2 separate regions of the Homo sapiens genome follow, and region 1 is linked to region 2. Evidence: chromatin loops called from intact Hi-C (ENCODE). Cell type or tissue: endothelial cell of umbilical vein. All regions are shown on one strand. Links, peaks and the distances in the headings refer to the core of each region. The heading gives the core; the rest is flanking DNA.

Region 1 (2,933 bases), core at 239-2,738, 220 kb after region 2:
TTGAAAAAGAAAAACAAATTGGAAAGACTTATTCTAATTAATTTTAAAAGCTATTATGAAGTTACATTAAGCATTAAGTCATTTACTATGATATAAGAAAGGATTCTCTATGTAATAAATGGTGCTGGGAAAACTGGCTAGCCATAAGCAGAAAGCTGAAAAACTGGATCCCTTCCTTACACCTTATACAAAAATTAATTCAAGATGGACTAAGACTTAAATGTTAGACCTAAGACCATAAAAACCCTAGAAGAAAACCTAGGCAATACCATTCAGGACATAGGCATGGGCAAGGAATTCATGACTAAAACACCAAAAGCAATGGCAACAAAAGCCAAAATTGACAAATCTAATTAAACTAAAGAGCTTCTGCATGGCAAAAGAAACTACCATCAGAGTGAACAGGCAACCTACAGAATGGGAGAAAATTTTTACAATCTACTCATCTGACAAAGGGCTAATATCCAGAATCTACAAAGAACTCAAACAAATTTACAAGAAAAAAAAAAAACAACCCCATCAAAAAGTGGGTGAAGGATATGAGCAGACACTCCTCAAAAGAAGACATTTATGCAGCCAAAAGACACATGAAAAAATGCTCATCATCACTGGCCATCAGAGAAATGCAAATCAAAACCACAATGAGATACCATCTCACACCAGTTAGAATGGCAATCATTAAAAAGTCATGCACTCAAAATTTTAGACTTCTGTTCATTAAGAGTATAAAGAGGATAAAAAGACAAGCTAAGGAGAGGGATAAGGTATTTATCACACATGTGACAAACAAATAGCTTATCATAATATACATAAGTAAGAAAAAGGTGATCCCATAGAAAGTGAACAAGATATTTGGATAGGCACTGGGTTTATGGAATTGGTGGCATGAAGGGAAATTTTGTGTTCTATCTGTGTTGGCATGAAGGGAAATTCTGTGGTCTGTCAGTGTTGACTTCTTGACCTGGGTAGTCGTAGTTCCACAGATGTTCACTTCGTGAAAGAATGCATCTGTACAAAATCTGCACAATTTCAATCTGCAAAGTTTTCTGTACTTTATTTTTTATAATTATTAAATGTTCTAAAAGCAAGATTATTTCACTTCCAGTAATAAAAGAATTGTTGAGGAGACTCTTCAATGTGGAAATCAAAACCAGCAATTGAGGGTAAATTTCAATAATTTCCAAGAAGAAATAAGGGCCTGAACAAAGAGAGAGCCAGTAGAAACAGGAAGAAAGGAAACCATTTCAGTGATAGTACGAAGTTATAAACACGGCTTGACCATTAAAGTGGGGAGATAAGGTAGAGGAAAGAATTTATTTAGAATGACTCACAGGTCTTGAGTGTATTGCTGGAAAATTATTCATTTGCTGGAAATATTAATGAATAGGTTATATTTATGTCCTGCTAAGAATACCGAGAGAGAACTGGAGAAGCAGATATAAATTCAGTAATTCTACATTTTATTTGCAAACTGTTGAAACTGAGCTTAAGGCTTATGTCATTAGACTCGAATTCTTAACCCAGAAATACCAGATAGCCTGAACTGGAGTGTACTAAAGGAATGGTACCATTATTGTAGAAAGACATTAACATTTCAGCTTGCAACATGGGTCTTATCAATAATTAAGTTTCTTTACAGTGCAAATAAAATGAGATCACAAAAAAGAGTAAAAATGATTCTTCTTGGAAGCAGTTGAGTTTAATTAGCTCTTTATAAGCAGTGTAATAATTGGCAGCATTCAGATTGCTGACAGCTTCACTTCTCACTTCTTTATTTTGCTCCCTTCTTTCTTCCCCTCACTTCTTTTAAAGGAAGATCAAAGCCTGTATAGCTGAGTGAATGCTAATGGTGCATACATTTATTTGAAAAGCTTTAAGGCCTTGAAAATCTGCACGTAAGATTTTTTATTTTCAAATGTCTGCCTGTAAGTGTATTTGACACTATTAACAGGAATAATCTCTGCTTTTATTCCCCCGTCCTTTTTAAAAGAAAACAAGTCTAATTTTGGAAATGTTGATTAAAATGAGAGTTACATAACCTTTTTGATCCTCCACAAAATAGGTACTTTGAACCACGACTTGCCATAGAGTTAATGAGTCTCTTCCTCATGCATATGTACTTTCCTCCACATTGTACGCTGCATGAGGAGGGGCCTGAGCCTACCATACAAGCTTGGGAAAATGATTAAACTCTCTTGTTGGTGAATATATAACTCTGACAGGTGGGAGGTGTTGCTGTTGCAGTTTGTAAAGAAAGAATGGAATATTTTCCGCTGGACAAAAATTTCCCGGATTCTTACATGAACAAAATGCCTTCCTCTCTTCTCAAAGTAATAAGAATTACCCATGGCAACTTTGCAAAAGTAGTCCAGAGTTTTATCAGAAAATAGAAACTGATAAATAATTGTGCTTAGAGGAATTAATTTTCTGAAGCATTGGCAGAAACTTACGACGTTTGCTTCTTGGACTTCACTCTCTGGATATACATTATAGTGGGATATTTAGTGTTGCTGAATATTATGCTTAAGTCAAATTTCAAGGGTTAATATATACACTTCAATACTTTGCCTGAGAAAGAGAAAGTTTTAAGTTAATAGTTGTTCTTATTATTTTTGTTGAAGAAGGAGAGAAAGAAAAAGAGGAAGGAAGGGAAAGTAGAAGAAATACAGTATCTACAGCATTCGGTAATTTAGAGAAGCTGTATTAATTTTTTTCTGGTAACATCTCACATTACTGTCTTAAAGAATGGCTGCATGGAATTAAATGATAATTTACTAATTAGAAAGCATGCAAACAAAAGTTAGTATAGCCAAACTAAACAGGAGAACTAGAAAAAAACTGCCTTAAAATATCTGGCCCTTGTCCTATCTATTATAAGAAGATATACTGCACAGTTTATTAGTCTATACAACAGAATGTTAAAAAGCAAAGCA
Region 2 (2,933 bases), core at 420-2,919:
TAAAAATATGTCAGTGCTGAGGCACCAGTGTAGGTTTATTGGGGAAGGGATAGTCTGGGGAAGGCCTTGAGAATGTCCCTGCAGTGCAAGAAAGATAATTGTCCTTTTTTAAACAATGTTCTTCAGAAATGAGAAAACCTATCTTGGTCTGAATTCCCTATAAACAAAGAAACAAACAAAACCCCGCCTGGTTATTAATCTTAAAATGCTATATACAACACAGATGGTGGTAATGAAAGATGCAGTTCAATCCTTCTCTATTAATGAAAAGTTTTAAACTGTGTAATTGCTGTACTATTTCATTTCATCCTTTTCTGTCATTTTAGTAATATATCTAAGCCAAACAAAGAAGTGTCTACAATAAATTACTATAAGAGAATACTGTTTTCTCAAGCATAAATCTGATGAGAATGGAACTTTAATGATTCTGACTGTGCCTATGTAGCCTTACATGGAACCATTAGATCAACAAAGCCAGCTGTTTTTAAGTTCCATCAGGAGTCAGTATTAAAATAAAAGTAAATATTAAGTCTGAATCTAATTCTATTTTATAAATATTGTCAATTTTTTAAATACTTTGCTTGATTCTCTTTTTAATTTTAACTTCTTCGACTTGATTATAAAATATTTTTTCTTCTTTTGTATGTCAGATAGTATGTTTCTCCCTGGAAATAAGGTTCTTTAAACTACCCTCATGATTCTACCTACCACGTTTAACCTCTAAGGGCTCCAGGATATATCAAAGAAGAATTATGGCAGGACTATAGAATGATTTTCTATACATTTACTTAAGCATATTATAAATGTGAAGTTTTGCTACTTAAGTAGGATCTTCAGAATTCAGGATGTTCTGAAAGATTTGGGCAAAAGGAGATTTATACATACACCGGATCAAATTTCCAAAACAAAAAATATAGACAGACTTTCTCAAACACTAGCTTCTACAGGATGATTTGCTTTATTTTGGGATATCATAATGTCACTTTCTGCTAGTATACATTATATATACTGATTCATGAAGCAATTTCACTATCAGAATTCTCAGTATAATCAACAACAATGGAGAGGAGGTGGAAGCCATGGATACTTATTTAGCACCTACTATTTACCATACACCTACAGTTTATTTTCCTGATCCATACTCCAGAAAGAGCCTCACAACTAATGAATTTTATGGGAAAGGGAGAACATATATGTGTATACATATATTTAATAAAAATAAAATTTAATAATTTACATTCTCTATATAACTATCTATATAATGTAAATATAACATATATAAATATATATATTTATTTATTTATATAACTTCCCTAGGAGCCAGAATCAAGAACAAAACACTCTTAGTCAAGATATTCTTTAAATAGCAGGAATTGTTTGGATGTCATGGTTCTATTTTATTTAAAGGGGGAGTATATTTCTAAGTAGTCAATCTTTTTTTCTAATCTAGCTGGAGATGATGGAGTCAATGTGCTTCATAAGGAATGTCCTTACTCAAAATGATCATGGTGTCACAACCATTCTATTGTTTCTGGTCAATTTCTATTTTAACTCAGTACATTTTAAAATCAACAATTATTGAAAAGGAAATCTGTATTGTTCATGACAGTTACACCATTCTTTTCTAAAACAACAGAGACTTTATTAAAAGCAAAGTTGCATACGGCCATTTCTTGAGTTTTTAATTTTATTACCAGTAAAAAGAACAAAACATCAGACAAGACTATTGTCCGATCCATCTGGTGCTATATTTCCTCCACACAAGACTTGTATCACACACACAATATTTCAACTGCAAATGTTGTTCAGCTTTTAAAACAATTGCCTATCAAAGCATCCAGGTCCCATTGATAACGGAGCAAAGCCTTTCCTGCAATTGTGAGCCAGGAAATGCTGGCCCCTTGGCAAGTCTCATATGTCCTGTTGCTTGTAATCTCCCTCCCTCCTTGCTGGAATGTGTTATTTTTAAGCAGCTAGACTAACAGGAAGAGAAAGTTGTACTTCTTTTCATGATATGGAGGCAGGCAGGGGAAGGCAGTAAAGCAAGAAACTGTTTCAGGAATTGAGGCTGATCAGATCTTAAAACCACTTACCAGATACCTAGCCACAGCTGTGAGAAAAATCTCCAGTTCCAAACAGTTTGGAATCAGTAGTAAGTCCACCATTCCATAGCCCAATACATTTTGCAGGCTCTGTGGACTGAAAAATTCAGACACAAACTGTACTGAAGGTGTATAGAACTTCATTGTTCTGTATTTACATGGATTAAAGAATGTGTTTCATTTTGCAGAGCAGCTCTGAGAATAAATCACTCTAAAGAGAACCACAGAAATAGAGACACATTTTATATCATGATGATTGCTGAATGTTGAACCAACATTCAATGGAACATTATACTGAAAAGCATAATTGCATAATTTGAAAAAGAAACACACTCTCATACTCACCTATGTCAGAAAGAGTATTACATATTCAATCTATCATATCTGTGTCTATAAAAATGATTTCATTACTTAAATAATTCATTTTTTCCTCTAAGTGTTTGCTTAAGGACAGGTCAGTGTTAAGAAAACAAAAATTGACCAAGGGCGTGATGAGTATGAAGGGCACTTTGCCTTGCTCATCTCAAACAAAGCATGTTTCTGCCTTAGATGTTTTGTTCTTGATGTTCTCCCTAGAATGCTCTTCCCCAAGACTGGCAAGTCTCCCTCTCTCCTTTAATCAGGCTTCTGCTCAAATGTAACTTTTGATGACTATCAAATCACACACACTACTCTATCTTCATGGACTTCCCCACTTTATGTTTTTCATAGCCCTTAGCATCACTGATACACTCTATACATTTACTTGTTTCTCCTGTGCTTATTTATTAACAATTTCTCCTCAAAGGAACGTAAGGCCCATGTGAGCAGAGACTTTGTTTTGTTTACTAT

Evidence for each region. Peaks named below come from ENCODE experiments on the same cell type or tissue, not always from the same donor. Only the 100,000 strongest peaks of a DNase experiment are listed, where the experiment ranks them.
Region 1: a loop joins it to region 2, with 8 times the contacts of the local background. A loop is called at or near these places in 6 of 110 quality-filtered maps.

Annotation. Positions count from the first base shown.
Region 1 is chr4:125,518,796-125,521,728 of GRCh38, reverse strand. No RefSeq gene overlaps it. Among named protein-coding and RNA genes, the nearest start is that of MIR2054, 13 kb to the right of the region's middle. RefSeq lists an enhancer at 870-2,933. In endothelial cell of umbilical vein, for the core only: no CTCF peak of the experiment used is centred there; DNase peaks (open chromatin) are centred at 918 and 1,268; H3K27ac peaks cover 618 bases.
Region 2 is chr4:125,738,919-125,741,851 of GRCh38, reverse strand. No RefSeq gene overlaps it. Among named protein-coding and RNA genes, the nearest start is that of MIR2054, 230 kb to the right of the region's middle. RefSeq lists a silencer at 1,744-2,038. In endothelial cell of umbilical vein, for the core only: no CTCF peak of the experiment used is centred there; DNase peaks (open chromatin) are centred at 1,891 and 2,781; H3K27ac peaks cover 2,500 bases.